Regions from separate parts of the Homo sapiens genome. Here region 2 is linked to region 1. A link is an interaction called in ENCODE POLR2A ChIA-PET data of the cell type or tissue named here. Cell type or tissue: PC-9. All regions are shown on one strand. Each heading gives the region's core, and the rest is flanking DNA. Links, peaks and the distances in the headings are about the cores only. Region 1 overlaps LOC105372639 (a long non-coding RNA gene). Region 2 has its middle 150 kb from the start of LINC01522.

Region 1 (8,367 bases), core at 223-8,222:
GCCTTCCAATCTGACTTTTCTCTCCCCACGTACCCATTAGCAGCTTATAAAGAATCAGAACCACACCAAGCCTTGAAATCAGTGTGTTCCAGCATGGGCTCAGCTATAAAAACAATTTGAGTGCTCACAGCTTTAAAATGACTTGGCAGCCTGTCTATAAAATGTCCTGTAGCCTGAAAGCGGGTGAGAACATGCCTGCATACATTAGTGATCCATTGATTGTTTCTGGAGCTAGGTAACCTTTGTATACGAAAATGAGAGAACAGCTGAGGCCTGATCAATCAAACCAGCCATTAAGAATCTTGCCTAGTCCATAGGCCTGCTCCATCTCAGGGTTCCCAGGGAGAAAAATAAAAAGAAAACAAGTTTTAGCCATAAATGCGGGGAATAGGAGACAGGTCTGGACAAAGGTTGGGAAGGTTGAAGATTTCATTCCACTGGCAGTTTGTGACTTTCCCTAACCCACTCCTGGGCTAAATACAGGGGAGCAAAATGCAAAATGACATTGGGGTTCTGAGACCACGGCATACCCTGTAAGATGATTGTCCTGCCATTTCCTGCAGCTGCCTATCTACAGGCAATAGAGGGTGCACATGTATGATCAGGGCAAATAAATACAGGGAAGGGGGCAGGGGAAGAGGACTCCAAATTTGTCTCTTCTCAGCAAGAGGTTCTCTGTGAGTTCTTTTGGGCCAAGAAACAAAATTCACCATCCCCAGCCTAACCACAAACTATGACTGTGCCTAATTCAATAAAAATATCAGATGGGGAGAATGGATGTCAATTACCTGGAGCTTCATATTAAACAGGGAGTGATGGATTATTAAGTAGTATTCTGTATTTAACCTCAGATATTTCAGAAATTTTGAATACAATTTTCTTTAGCAGGAAGTTCATTTTAATTCTTAAAAAAGAACATACACTTTTAGAGGATATATCCTTCGTTTAAAAGTCTAATTTGGGAAACACTCATATATAGCCAAGAGATTTGGAGGGATGTTCATTGAACATAGTTTGTTTTACAAAAATTTGGAAGATGTATTAGTTTCTTATTCTTTCTGTAACAAATCATTATAAACTTCATGTCTTAAAACAACACCCGTTTATTCTCTTACAGTTCTGGAGTCTGAAATGGGTTGACAAGGCTGCTCTTGGGGAGAATCCATTTCCTTGCCTTTTCTAGCTTCCAAGGACCACCTGCATTCCTTAGCTCATGGCCCTATCCTCCATCTTCAAAGGCAGCAATGGAGCATCTTCCAATCTCTCTCTCTCTCTCTATTTCTGTTGCCACATCACTAGTTTCTGACTCTGTCCCCTCTTCCTCCTTTTTTTTTTTTTTTTTTTTTTTTTTTTTGAGGCAGAGTCTCACTCTGTTGCTCAGGCTGGAGTGCAGTGACGCTAGCTTGGCTCACTGCAGCCTCCATCTCCCCAGTTCAAGAGATTCTTATGCCTCAGCCTCCTGAGTAGCTGGGATTACAGGTGCATGCCACCATGCCCAGCTAATTTTTGTATTTTTAGTAGAGATGGGATTTTGCCATGTTGGCCAAGTTGGTCTTGAACTCCTGGCCTGAACTGATTTGCCTGCCTCGGCCTCCCCAAAGTGCTGATGTTACAGGAGTGAGACACTGTGCTCGTTCTTCCTCTAAAAAACAACAACAACGACAACAAACAAACAAAAAAATTTTATTTTAGGTTCAGGGGTACATGTGTAGGTTTTATAATATAGATAAACTTGTGTCATGGGGGTTTGTTGTACAGATTATTTCATCGTCCAGGTATTAAGCCTAGTACCCATTAGTTATTTTTTCCTGATCCTCCACCTCCTCCAACCCTCCACCCTCTGATAGATCCCAGTGTCTGCTGTTTCTATGTGTCCATGTGTTCTTATCATTTAGCTTCCACTTATAAGTGAAAACATGTTATTTGGTTTTCTGTTCCTGCATTAGTTTGCTGAGGATGATGGCCTCCAACTCCATCCATGTTCCTGCAAAGGACATGATTTTGTTCTTTTTTATGGCTGCATAGTATTCCGTGGTGTATATGTACCACATTTTCATTATCCAGTCTACCATTTATGGTTTCATGTCTTTGCTGTCGTGAATAGTGCTGCAGTGAACATACAAGTGCATGTGTCTTTATGATAGAATGATGTGTATTCCTCTGGGTACATACCCAGAACAGACGCATGCCACCACAGAATACATGTGGCCGGCCGGGCGCAGGGGCTCACACCTGGATTCCCAGCACTTTGGGAGGCCAAGTCGGGCAGATCACGAGGTCAGGAGATCGAGACCATCCTGGCTAACATGGTAAAAACCTCTATCTACTAAAAATCCAAAAAAAAAATTAGCCGGGCATGGTGGCAGGCACCTGTAGTCCCAGCTGCTTGGGAAGCTGAGGCAGGAGAATGGCGTGAACCCGGAGGCGGAGCTTGCAGTGAGCTGAGATTGCACCACTGCACTCCAGCCTGGGGGACAGAGCGACACTCCATCTCAAAAAAAAACAAAAAAACAAAAAAAGAATACATGCGGCCAAGAAGCATATGAGAAGAAGCTCAATATCACTAATCATTTGAGAGATGCAAATCAAAACCACAGTGAGATATCATCTCACACCAGTCAGATGGGCTACTATTAAAAAGTCAAAAACGACAAGTGGTTGGTGGGGTTTCAGAGAAAAAGGAACCCTTATACACTGTTAGTGAGAGTGTAAATTAGTTCGACCATTGTGAAAAGCAGTGTGGTGATTCCTCAGAGACCTTCCCCCGTCTTATAAGGATCCCTGAGATTACATTAGGCCCTTGTGGACAATCCAGGTTAATCTTTCCATCTTAATATTCTTAATTGTATCTGCAAAGTCCCTTTGGTCATGTAAGATAACATTCACAGATTCTGTGGATTAGGATGTGAACAGCTTTGGGGGCACAATTATTCAGTCCACCCCAAAATAATTTACAGCAGTCAGAACAGCCTAGCTTATGCCACAGTAATAAGCACCATGACTGGGCACGCTGGCTCACGCCTGTAATCCCAGCACTTTAGGAGGCCAAGGCAGGAGGATCACGAGGTCAAGAGATCGAGACCATCCTGGCCAACGTGATGAAACCTCGTCTCTACTAAAAATACAAAAATTAGCTGGGCGTGGTGGTGGTGCGTGCCTGTAGTCCCAGCTACTTGGGAGGCTGAGACAGGAGAATCACTTGAACCCGAGAGGTGGAGGTTGAAGTCAGCTGAGATCACACCACTGCACTCCAGCCTGGCCACAGAGCGAGACTCCATCTCATAAAAACAAACAAACAAAGAAAGAAAAAAAACAAGCACCACAAAAATACCAGGGGCTTGAACAGCTAAGGTTTTTAATTTTTTTATTTTTTTTTATTTTTTGAGACAGAGTCTCACTCTGTCACCCAGGCTGGAGTGCAGTGGCACGATCTCGGCTCACTGCAAGCTCTGCCTCCTGGGTTCACGCCATTCTCCTGCCTCAGCCTCCCGAGTAGCTGGGACTACAGGCACCCGCCACCACGCTCGACTAATTTTTTGTATTTTTAGTAGAGACGGGGTTTCACAGTGTTAGCCAGGATGGTCTCGATCCCCTGACCTCGTGATCCGCCCGCCTCGGCCTCCCAAAGTGCTGGGATTACAGGCGTGAGCCAGCGCGCCTGGCCCTGATGTTGTTTTTCACTCATGCTGCATGTGCCTCAGGTAGGTGGGGCTTCTGCTCTACGTCATGCCCACTCAGGGATCCTGTAGAGGGTGACTTTCTCTTCATGCTCCTGTGACAGCCCAGGCAGGACAAAGGGCACCTGGAAGATCAGGGACTGCCTCTTAAGCTTCTGCCTGGAAGTGACACATAGGACTTGTGCTTTCACTTCATTGCTCAATATTAAGTCCCAAGATCATGACTACCTTCAGTGCAGGGCAGAGAAGGGCAGTTGCACTGCCACCTGCCCAGAGGGCAGAGAATCGGAACTAGTTCACAAACGTCCTCATGACCACTCACAGCCTAAGTGTCCATCCTTAGGGGAAAGGTGATATGAACTAGGGTAATATGATTTGGCTCTGTGTTCCCATCCAAATCTCATGTCAAATTGTAATCCTCAATGTTGGAGGAGGGGCCTGGTGGCAGGTGACTGAATCATGGGGACAGACTTACCCCTTGCTGTTCTTGTGATTAGAGCTCTCCTGAGATCTGCTTGTTTAAAAGTGTGTAGCACCTCCTTACTCTCTGTCTTCTGCTGGCCATGTGAAGATATGCCTGCTTCCCTTCCGCCTTCTGCCATGATTGTGAGTTTCCTGAGGCCTCCCCAGAAGCAGAAGGCTGTGCAGCCCACAGAACCTTGAGCTGATCAAACCTGTTTTCTTTATAAATTACCCTGTATCAGGTATGCCTTTATAGCCGTGTGAGAACGAACTAATACATGGGGGTTAGCTCCAGACATAGACACATACAGACCACAGCAGGTATAAGGGAGGAGGTATCTGTATGCAGCAAGGCCGACAGGTCTCTAGTGCATCTGGTTGAGGGGGGAAAAGCAAGATGCTAGACCATATGTGATGTGAGAAGCCATCTATAGAAACATGTGCATACAAAAATATGGTCTTGTCTTTATAGGCACACAAATAGGTAGAACTGGGGAATCAGGTCTGGACACCAGCACACTGATATCAACACCATGGGCAGTTATGGAGTGGGGTCAGGCCCAGGAAGGAGATGATGAGGGGGGACTTTGCTCCTGTTTATAGCGTTTTGATCTTTTAAAATATTTAAATAATTAAAAAGTTCCTCTGTCTATTATATGGGGAGAATGCATTAGTTATTGTCTGCAATTGTCTTACCAAAGGTAGAATAAAATTACTGATAAGGATTCCTTAGGTGTGGGAGTGGGGAGAATGGAGGGTGAGCTGGAGAAATCACCAAAGAGAGCTGGAGGCTGAGCTGTTGGTGTCTCAGAATAACAGAGATAAAAAGATCCTGGGGCATTATGTTGCTCCATGATTCATTTGCTTGCATGTCAACAGTGGTACAACTCAGGCCTGAGAAGGAGTGACCTACTCAAGGCCCCAGGGCTAGTTGGGGAGGAAGCCGGGGAGAATGTAGAGCGCCTAACTCCCATTCCAGTGCTCCTCTTCCCACCAGTAGCCAGCCTGGACATAGGAGAGGAGCCAGGCCCAGGCTTCAGCTCAGTCCCTTACTTGCTGTGTGTCCTCAGGCAAGTCACTTCCCCTCTCTGTGCCCAGTTTTATTTTTTCATCTACAATAAGGTAGAGTTGTAAGAATTCCCTGACATCCTCCTACAAACTACATCAAACTAAATGTAGCTTGTGAGAGCTATTTTGCACGATTTTGTAAAGAATTAAAGTAATGATGTTATTATTAATGTATTAATATCTAGGTATTAATTATAATGAAATGATTATCATCCTTAATAATTCTGTTTTATTATTAATATTAGTGATAATTATTAATAACCTACATAAAAGGATAGCATAAGCTTTAAACTAGGATAAAAGTTCTAGGACAAGCTGGGAGTGGTGGCTTATGCCTGCAATCCCAGCACTTTGGGAGGTCAAGGCGAGTGCATCACCTGAGGTCAGGAGTTCAAGGCCAGCCTGGCCAACACGGCAAAACCCTGTCTCTACTAAAAATACAAAAATTAGCAGGGCATGCTGGCAGACACCTGTAACCCCAGCTACTTGGGAGGCTGAGGCAGGAGAATCGCTTGAACCTGGGAGGGGGAGGCTGCAGTGAGCCAAAATTGTGCCACTGCACTCTAGCCTGGGCAACAGAGTAAGAATCTCTCTCAAAAAAAAAAAAAAAAGTTCTAGGACAAGAACACTGACTTCTCTTGTTCAAACCATCTTGTTCATAAACCTACCTGTGGCATGACCAGACTCGGAAAGTGAGGGCATTTCCTGAAGGAGCCAACTCCTCATGCCAGGGATCTTCTGAGGTGCCTATGTCTGCAGCATTGGGAGCAGCTGAGACTCAGGGGTTCAGCAAAGGGCTAAGGTGAATTCTCCTGAACCCTGCAGGTCTCACTGAGGACAGGCTGGTGCCAGATCCTGTAACTGGGAGAGCCTTCTGCCAGCCTCTGACCATGGAGTTAAACCTGGGAGGGGCGCAGTTGTCCAAGATCCATTTTGGGGATTTAAAAATTTCTGTAATTTCATGAACTCTTCCAGGAACAAGTGACATAAATATTTTTCTCTTTCTTCCTCTCTTTTAAAAAGTGCTGCTTGTGCTTTGTCCCCACCTTCTTCCTCTCTACGCATTTGGGTTTTCAGGAAAAGCTGACCTCTCATGACCTGCAGAAAATTTCTTTTCCATTATCCCATGAATTTTGCATCATGTGACATTGTCACTGAGCAATGACCCCTAGTATAGCCTTCACGGTGCCTTTGCTTTGGCTGACACTGGCTCCTTAGACGGCCGTTCACCCCGCCCTGGGTCTGGGGTGGGATGTCAGGAAACTAGGTCTTCTTGGCACCCCCAAGCTGCCTGGGCATCAACCTTTCAGACTCCTCAGATTTAGGGCTCAAGGAATGGCCCAGACATCAGTGTCTGATGATCAAACAAGCCAACAGCGGGAGGGAAAATGATCCTTTCATAGAAGCAAACCTGTCAGTGGGATGGGGCCGGCCCCTGAGCTCAGGACGCTGGGGCTTTTGCTGTGTGCCGTGGGCAAGAGGCTCCCTCTGCATGCCTGGTTCCCTCCTCCGGAAAGTAGGAGAGCGGCAGTACCCACCCCATGGGGTGGACGAGTGGCTTCCCTGGAGCACGCGAGTATCCAGCCAGCAGAGCCCTGTGTGAGAAAGTGCCCTGTGTGTGTGTGGCCTGGAAACCCCCAAGTGGTCTAGTCTCCTGTGGATTATGGACCCTCCTGCAGCCCCTAAGGCAGTCACGCTTCTTATGAATGTTGTTCCACTTTACAGACTGGGGAAAGGTCAGGGGGCGGGCCTTGTCAAGGTCACACAGCTGGAGAGCTGGCAGCTGGATTTCAACCCAAGTCCCTGACCCAATTCCACAGCCCTTGATTTTAAGCAAACACACATCCTCTCTGTGGCACCATCACTATCCAAGAAATAGCAGAGTCAGGCGGGGCTAGTTGGACGCCCTCTGATCTATTTATTTTTCAGCGTCTGCTTCATAAACCCTTGGACATCCACCTGAATTTTCCTTATTGCTGTTAACCTCATCTTCCAATTACGCAAAATGTTTCAACCAATTAGCCCCTTGTTGCAGGAGTCTCATCTTTGGCTGACATTTGGTGCTGTGTGTCTTGGTCCTGACTGACAAAGGCAGCACAGCAACTGCTCATGTCAGCCTCGTTTTCTCCAAAGGGAAAAGGGCTCCATGACTAGTCGGGCATCTGGGGGACCCAGGAGCTCCAGTAGCTGCTGAGCAGGCAAAGAAAGGCTGATTAAAACCCACACACCAAGGCCGGGCTCAGTGGCTCACGCCTGTAATTCTAGCACTTTGGGAGGCTGAAGTGTGGATTTCCTGAGCTCAGGAGTTCAAGAACAACCTGGGCAACATGGTGAAACCCCATCTCTACTAAATACAAAAAATTAGCTGGGCGTGGTGGGACCCACTTGTAGTTCCAGCTACTCGGGAAGCTGAGGCACGAGAATTGCTTGAACCCGGGAGGTGGAGGTTGCAGTGAGCCGAGATCATGCCACTGCACTCCAGTCTGGGTAACAGAGTGAAACTCCATCTCGAAACAAAACAACAACAAAAAGCACATGCCAAGGTGGAAACTATGTTTCATGGTTTCTTTAAAAAGCACAAAGATTGGGAGGTGCTAACGACACAGTCTGATAAAACTCTGTGGTTTTGGTGTTTTCTGTATATAGACACCCTGAGGTTCACATGTCGCCTTTCCCTTGGCATTTAAGGCTCCAAGGAACCCTCTGTTTTGCTTGGTTTCCCAATTAACCCCTCATTCATTCATTCATTCATTCAAGAGGTTACTGAGTGTCTGCAATGTGCCAGGCACTGTTCTTCACTCAAAGTCTAAAGCAGGGGATCCAAAACCAAGGTTCTGATGCTATGGAGCTCATGCTCCGGTCAAGGACAATCAATAAAAAGACAAAATGTGGCCGGGCACGGTGGCTCATGCCTGTAATCCCAGCACTTTGGGAGGCCGAGATGGGTGGATCATGAGGTCAGGAGATCAAGACCATCCTGCTAACATAGTGAAACCCCGTCTCTACTAAAAATACAAAAAAATTAACTGGGCATGGTGGCGGGCGCCTGTAGTCCCAGCTACTCGGGAGGCTGAGGCAGGAGAATGGCCTGAATCCGGGAGGCGGAGCTTGCAGTGAGCCGAGATCACGCCACTGCACTCCAGCCTGGGCGACTGAGCGA
Region 2 (8,367 bases), core at 210-8,209, 100 kb after region 1:
AAAGTGGGCAACCGCCCAACATACTTCTCTTTACACCTCATTAGCCAGAACAGATTCACATGGCAACTCCTGCACCAGTCACTGGCAAAAGGAAAGGGTGAACCATGGTGGTTTTAAGCCAGATTAATCCTCTGTGACTGAAGACAGGCTAGCTTCTCTGAGATTTTGAGATCCCCATCTCTTTTCTTGACACAAAATTGGGGATCTCTGTGCAGAGAAGAAGCAGGAGGTGATGGCTGTTTTGTAGACCACCAAGAATGTCAATGACTACTATGACTGCTGTAATTGTCGCTAGAAGATCTTACTAACCCTATGGAAATTTCACCCCCTTATGATCAGCTCTACTGTAATAAAGTGGATGATGGTAGGACCAGGAGCAGTAGAAGACCTGGGGTATAGTCCTGGCTCTCCCCAGGCTGCAACACAGACGATGGCATTTCTAGAATGTGCTCTTGATACAGAAAGGCTGGATTCCCAGCTAAACCTTACCCTTAAGCCTGGAATCATGGCCCTAAGTGAAAACAGCTGACCTCCTTTTTCCCCCCAAATGTTGCCTTTTTTACCTGCCCCGCCCCTATCCTGTGCCCATTAAAGACTTCAGCTGGCAAAGCAACGCAAATGGCTGAGCGTCGAGGATAGAAGTGGCTGAACAGCGAGCAGAGAAGCAACTGAGCATCGGAGGTTGGAGATAGATGCAGCTAACTTCAGATACTGTGGTTTTAGAGAGGGGCCTGGCCAGAGACGGCTGGGTTCCAGGGACAGACCACCTTCCCATCCCCTTTCCAGCCTCCCTTTCCACTGAGAGCTGCTCGCTGCTCAATAAAGTCTTCTACATTCATCACCCTTCAAACAGTTCATGTGACCTGGTTCTTCCTGGTTCGTCGGACAAGAACCCGGGTGCCAAGAGGGCAAGGGCTGTCACCCTGACCCTCCACTGAGTCGGTTGGTACTTGGCCATCCCTGGACAGCAGAGCTGAAAGAGCATGGGTTGTAACACGCTTGGACTCTACTGCGGGGTCTGCACAGAGTCTGCTCCCGCCAGAGAGGAGCAGCCGGACGGTTCCAGCATGAAGAGTGGCCAGCAATAAGCTGAGTAAAACAAGCTGCTCCAGTTCCCGCCTGCGAAGGGAAGAGGTAGGGACTATCCCATCTCACTATCCCATCTTGCTCTCACTTATAAAATAGGTAGATGGTGTGTAGGCCAGAAGAGGCCCACCTTCTCAGGGGCTTGTGGAAACATAAGGTGATGTTTTTGTTGTCACAATAGCTGAAAGGCACTGCTGGCATTCCAGGGGACGGGATCAAGGACATTAAGTCTCTTGCAATGCTTTCAAATGCCAGTAGCACCTGCTGATGCTCTCTGACATTTATTTCAGCTCAGAAAGCCTCCCCCATTCCTCCTTCCTCCCCATCCCTCCTTCCTCTGTGGTCCCAGCTTACGCCAGTCATCGCCAGCCACTTGCCCAGCTAGGCTCCTGCGGCAGTCAAAACCCCATCCTCATGCCTAGGAACCTGCTGAGACTTACCAGAGGCCACCAGGACCGAGAGGAGCTGTGGGTATTCTCAGGCAGATGAAGGCAATGTCGCGCCATATCCCAGCCTGTGCCCACCCTCTCTGCTGCTGGACTCAGCTCCTGGCGCAGCAGTCACTGGGGTGTTCCCAGCATCTGCCTGGACTGTTCAAGGGCTGCAGCACCCAGTTCCGAGCTAGGGCTCATAATTCAGGTCTACAGAGGTGGAAATTCAGTCCTCTGCCTCTCCTTGCTTCTTTCTGCTTCCAGGACACTGGGCACATTCTTACTTACGAACTTTCCTCCAAGGTGTGATCATGTAGAAGTTGATCATTTATTCATGAGAGCAGATTTTTAGACATGAAATTTCAAAATCACATTTAAGACATATTGCAGATAAGGTCTGCCATTTCCTAGTGTTTGCAGAGGCGGCAGGATGATCTTCAAGTACCTAGCTGGGTGTGGAGGGAGGGCGATGCCCCAGTGCAGACCAGAACTAGGGGATTCAGCATCCACCAGCATTGGAGCACCGTGAGCCTCAGTTCCTGACCAGTGTTCTGGCTGGTCATGACTGTGCTGTGTGGATATTTGAACATTGTCCCTGCAGACATCTCCGTGTATTTCAGGGTGTACAGGTGAAACTGTGTACTAGTCCCCACCCCCAGTGCTTTCACCTGGCATTACTCAACCCTGCCTGAGATGGTGAGTGTGATCTGGGGGAGGGGGTTGCTGGGCATTTTCACCTTGTCCCACCAGGTCCACCCACCCTTCCTCCCTCCCGCTCTCTGTCCTGGGAGGCTGATACATATGTACCACAGCATGGCCCTTGTGGCCTCTGGCTTCTGGGTGTGGCTGCTGGGGGCTTTGCAGGCGGCTGCGGGAGGGCAGGGAGTTGACATCACAGACTGTGCCTGTGGGGTAAACATGGCCTGGCTATGTCCCTTGACTAGAGACCCCAGCTGCCTCCCAGGCCACGTTCTCCACTTGACTCTCCTCTCCCAGCCTATATCACCTACCCCTTCCGGGGATCCTTTGGACCCAAGCGAGCAACAGCCCCTACCTCTCCAATTCCTGGTCCCAGGCGCTTGCACTCTCCCTCCTGCTGAGCCCCTTACCACTCGCTAAGCAATCCCCATGGGCACATGCCCTCCACTTCCAGCTGGAGTCCTGGCACAAAGGGGAGTTCGATACCGACTGAGACTGAGTGTCCACCACAGAGGCAAATGGGGACCTAAAATGAAAATTCAGTTGAGTTACAGAAAAACTGAGGAGCGGTGTTTCTAACCGGCCTGGGCTTTTGGGTTGGATTCACGCCCACTGCAGCAGTGTGGACATTGTAGACGCTCTGAAGACCAGCATCCATTCCTTTACTTGGAGCACATCTAGTGGGCAACCTGACAGCGCCTTGTCATCTCCTGGGAAGCTTTAAAAATGCTGATGCCTGGGCCCCACTGCAGAGAGTGTGGGGTGCAGCCTGGATGTGGGATCAGGGGCCCCCAAGTGGTGCTAAGGAGCATCCAGGGCTGAGCCCACCAAGCCAAACGCTGGGGCTCTAGAGGCAAACACAGCCTGTCCTGTGCTTAAGGACCCCACATTCTGAGAAGGGAGGCCAAGAAGTTACTCACTGAAACATAATGTTACCAGAAAGGGGTCCCAATGCCCCAGGAGAGGGTCCGTGGACCTCATGCAAGAAAGAATTTGGGGCCAGTCCATAGAATAAAGCAAAAGCAAGTTTATTAAGAAAGTAAAGAAATAAAAGAAGGGCTACTCCATAGGCAGAGCTGTGACATGGGCTGCTGGGCTGAGTATACTCATAGTTATTTCTTGATCATCTGTTAAACAAGGCGGTGGGTTATTCATGAGTTTTCTGGGAAAGGGGTGGAGATTTCCTGGAACTGAGGGTTCCTCCCCTTTTTAGACTATATAGGGTAACTTCTGGACATTGCCATGGCATTTGTAAGCTGTCATGGTGCTGGTAGGAGTGTCTTTTAGCATGCTAATGCATTATAATTAGCGTATAATGAGCAATGAGGACAACCAGAGGTCACTTCCATCCCCATCTTGGATTTGGCAGGTTTGGGCTGGCTTCTTTACCACATCCTGTTTTATCAGTGCAATCTCTGTGACCTATGTCTTGTGCCAACCTTCTATCTTATCCTGTAACTAAGAATGCATACACTCCTAGGAATGCAGCCCAGTAGGTCTCAGCCTTATTTTACCCAGCCCCTATTCAAGATGGAGTTGCTCTGGTTCAAGTGCCTCTGACAATCATGGGGCAGGTGTCCAAGTGGAAGGGCGCTCTGGGGGCTCTGAGAGCCCTGAGAGGCGCTGGCCCTGTGACATGGAGAATGGGTTGGGCAACACTTCTTGGAAGTAACAGCGTCAAGCCCTGTAAGCCAGGTGAAAGAGGGAATGGAGAAAGGCACTTCAGTTAAAGGGGGCAGGAAAGGCAGAGTTCCCCAGGGGTGGGTGAGAACTTTCTGGAGTGTCCGTAGACTCTGCTTAAAATCCTGCTGGGTCTTCCCAGAGTACTTAGAAGAAAAAAAAATTCCCAGCCACAGACAGCCATGGCGTGGCCATTGCCCACCTCCAGACCTCCTCCCCAGCCACAGAGCTCCACCATGCACAGCTTGTGTGTGTTAAACACATCCAAGCCTCAGGGCCTTTGCACCTGCTATTCTCTCTGCCTAGAGTGCAGTCCCTTCCTGCACCCCCACCTTACTCCAGTTAATTTTCAACATTCAGACTGATCTCGGTGTCTTCCCTCACTGAGGGACATCACCCCACCACCTCACCACTAAACTCCTCCCCAATCTGTTTTTTTTAAGTTTTGAGACAAAATCTCACTCTGTCACCCAGGCTGGAGAGCAGTGGTGCAATCTTGGCTCACTGTAACCTACGCCTCCCAGGTTTAAGCAATTCTAATGCCTCAGCCTCCTGAGTAGCTGGGACTACAGGTGCACCCCATCATGGCTGGCTAATTTTCCTCCCCAATCTGAAAGTGCCTGCCCACCACCCCCACCCTGTTACCGTTGGCCACATCTCCTTGGTTATGTCCTTCAGAGCATGAATGTCTCATAATGCAAATTTACGCTTCTCAAAACAAAAGAGCATCCAGGGAGCATCTCCCTAATCCAAAGGGATGCTTTGTGAAGGTGAGTTTTGAACTGTGTGGCCTTGTCAGGGGCATTCTGAGGGCCTGAGAGGTCTTCTGCAGCACCCCCTGAGGGTCTCTGGTCATTGTGAGGCTGCTCTTTACTGGACAGCAGATCGTATGATATGACAAAGAGGAATTTTGTTTTTTTAACAATGTGCAGTGACAGGTTTATCTAGTGAGTAAAATAAAGGCCATGTTTTGCACTTGACTTTGTCATTGTTCCAATTCATGGTTGTTTGGCTGCCAGTGAAAGAAATCTAAACAATGGCTAAGACAATGAGAGTTTCACTTGTCTTACAAAAGGGAAATCTGCAGTCAGCATCCAGAGGTGGTATGTAGGCTCCATGTTGCCAAGAGGAAGATGGGTGCCTGCTCTTGTTCTACTCAGCCTCGTTATGGGCATGTTCCTCATGAGCATAGGTGGCTGCTGGTGCACATGCAGCTGACTCTGGCCCCTTCACTTGGCAACACTCACTTACGTCTCCTTGGTCACCTGCTTTGACTTCAAAGATGGCAAGGCTTTTTACAAGCATGCTACTGAAACCACCTTTGCAAAAATTGAGACAGTGAGAAAATTTTGACAGTGAAGAGATCTGACCTAACCAACCTCATTGTGCCTTTAACCTCCAAACTGCCCTTGGTCATTCCTGGGTGTGGGACGAGCTAACTTTGGGAGAAATTCAGTTTGTAGTTTAACCTTAAAACCAGGATGATAATAGCCCTTTCTCAAAACTAAATCATCAGGTTAGGATTATGAGAGGGGCCTGAATCTGCTGAGATGTAAGCATAGTTAAAGGATACCCACCTTTGTTCCAGAGGTCACAAGATTCATAACTTCCCCAATTACTCCTGCAGATAACATGACTATTGTAGAATCTAAGATTGACCTTTTGAGACGTCTTTTCAGACTTTTGCATTTCTGAAGACCGGATGACTCTGCCTGGACCCGAGACTTGTGACCCACTGGGTCCTGTGGCCCCACCCACAAGCAAACTCAACACACCAGGACCATTTCCCACACCCCTATGATTGCATCCCCAACCAATCAGCAGCACCCATTCCCTAACCCTCTTCCCACAAACTATCCTTGAAAATCCCTAAGCCCTGAATTTGCAGGGAGGCTGATGTGGGTCATAATACAACTCCAGTCTCAGCTGGCTCTGCATGAATTAAACATTCGCTATTACCATTCTCCTGTCTTGATAAATCAGCTCTATCTGGGCAGCCAGCAAGATGAGCCTGTCGGGTGGTTACACTACTTAGATTTAAATATCAACATATTCAGCTAAAAGAGTTGAAAGCAATTGCCCGAGTGTGGAAAAAAGGGGGGGAGGGCAAAGAGAGTGAGAAAATGCTTTTTTAGTAAGAAACCTTATAGAAGTATTTGCTAATCTGTTTGTACATCCCTTGGATTAAATAAATAGAAAAAAAAAAAAGATTGAAGTCATCTGTGAAGTGGCTCTGCAGCCAGTCTTGTCCCTTCCTCCTAGGGGATGGGCAGCAGCTCAGATCCAGGGCCCTCTTCTCCATCTTCCTCCCCCTCCTCCCTCCTCATACACAGTCTGACTGCAGCTTCCCAGCTGGAGCAGAAAGCAAAAGAGAAGTGATTGTACCTAATCACCTAGGTCATTTTCTCAGAAATTGCTTTCTTTTTCACCTTTTTTCATGAGGAACAAAAAGGAACAGGAGAGGCAGCCCAATTGCTGTTCCTGTGAGCTCCGGCTCTCCGCAGGGGGCTGGCCTGAAAGGGCAAATGCCTTTGGAGCAGGCTTCAATCTTCTCTCCCTCTGGAGAGAAGCCTGCCTCAATGCTACTCTACAAAATGAAATGGCCACTTGTGGGGAGGCAGGCAAGTCCGGGCAAAATGCTTTTCACATAAGCATGAGAGAGAAAGAGAGAGCGAGCAAGAGCGCGCACAGCTGCTAACCCGGGTGAGAAGCCCAGATCAACTTCCATTAACTCCTGTGGCTCCAAGTCTTTGAAAGTGTGTCCAAGCTGGACTCACATGGTGATGCCAAAAGTTGACTCTGAGGACTGGAGTTTGAGCCCAGCTTGGGTCTAACTTGCTGTGCAGTCAGGGAAAAGTCATGTAACCTCTCTGGACGTCATTTCTGCATCTGTCGAAGGAGGTGGAAGGATTTCTACTCTGAACGCTGAAAGGGGCAATAGGAAAAGAAAATGAAACCATCGTAATCCCCCCATTTGTAAATTTTGTTAGGGGATATTTGCAACATTTTCTTGGGCTTTATGTCTCAGACAAATGTTCCTTATGTTAGCTCTTAAATAAGGCTGATGTGCTATAATCGTTTCCTTCTTGTCAGTGGTGTACATGGGAGTGATAACTGTGTAACTGAGCATGGTGGCTACTGCTTGGGGAAGGAGGGACATGCACTTGGAGGCAGGTACTCCAAGGGTTTGGCAGCACACACGCAGAGGGCTTCAACCCTCTCCTCATGTCTGGAAGCTAGAAACATGGATATTCATGGTAATATTTTTCATGCCTTTTGTATGTCTACACTGGAGTCATCTACACTGGAGTCTACCAACCTCAGCACTGTTGACATTTTGGGCTGGTTGATTCTCTGTGGTGGGGCTGTCCTGGGCATTGTAGGATGTTTGTCGGCATCCCTGGCCTCTACCCACTAGATGCCAGTAGCACCCTCCCCTTCTCAATTGTGACAAGCCAAAAAGATGTGTCCAGACATTGCCAAATGTCCTCTAAGAGTAAAATTACCCCCAGTTGAGAACCACTAGTCTAGAAAAAAGAGGACCTATGGCTCGGAAATATTAGATGACTTCTCCAAAGTCACAGAGTCAGTAAATGAAAGAGATGGCTCCAGCAGGCAGGCTTTTCATTGTCAGCTAGTGCTCTTTCAAACCTCTCAGAGTGCCCTCAAGAGCAGATAGCTTTATTGTTAGGATTACAGTGGAGTTGCATCAGACGTAAATACAACGGAATACACTTGACAGAAAATAAAACGTGGGAAGATTATCTTTAGTTTTATAACAAAAAGGATAGTAAATGTATGCTAATAATGAAACATAGAATATGTAAATGTATGTAAATAATCCAGCCAGGGCATGCCCCTCTTTGGGCACCTGCCGGTGGGAGGGGGTGGTGGCAGATGGAGCTGCGATTCTGTCATTGTGTCTCCGTTGCCAAGGGCCACTCAAATATGTTCATTTAGCCATATTGAGGATGATCCTGGGGTATGAACATCTTCAGCTGTTTCTACATCTGATGTTGGCCTTGATTAGTAATTTTAGATCCCGAGCCAACATCAGGTGCTACCCTACCGTTTTTCAAAGAGATGGAGGCTGCTGATGCCATGTCTCCAGAGCAGAGCAGGGTGGCAACTGGTTGGCTGGAACCTGCGGGCCCATCATGGGTAAGAGGAAATGAAAATTCTGGAAAGGTGAATAAATTGTAAGCAAGCACCTCACGGCTTACATAACGTAATTGAAATTTCCAGAAGCAGATGGATGATGCCCTAGATCCAAAGGCACAGTAACTAGATGGTTTTATGACAAGGGCAGCTCATCAAATGTCAGGGACGTTCTGATGCAGAATTGCAGATGTCAGGGCTAGCGGGGCAGTTGGACGATGGGGACTCTAACACCTCTTCCAACTCATTGCTTTTCATTAAGTTATTAGATATGAAAAAAAATACTTCTAGTCCAGACTGTCATTTGACCTTT

What was found. Peaks named below come from ENCODE experiments on the same cell type or tissue, not always from the same donor. Only the 100,000 strongest peaks of a DNase experiment are listed, where the experiment ranks them.
Region 2: POLR2A ChIA-PET joins it to region 1 with 26 read pairs; 4 of 35 experiments call an interaction of 5 or more read pairs at or near these places.

The regions. Positions count from the first base shown.
Region 1 is chr20:48,031,118-48,039,484 of GRCh38, forward strand. All of the region lies in intron 1 of LOC105372639 (a long non-coding RNA gene), which reads left to right. Among named protein-coding and RNA genes, the nearest start is that of LINC01522, 45 kb to the left of the region's middle. In PC-9, for the core only: no CTCF peak of the experiment used is centred there; DNase peaks (open chromatin) are centred at 3,864 and 5,044; H3K27ac peaks cover 2,593 bases.
Region 2 is chr20:48,135,995-48,144,361 of GRCh38, forward strand. No RefSeq gene overlaps it. Among named protein-coding and RNA genes, the nearest start is that of LINC01522, 150 kb to the left of the region's middle. In PC-9, for the core only: no CTCF peak of the experiment used is centred there; a DNase peak (open chromatin) is centred at 3,627; H3K27ac peaks cover 757 bases.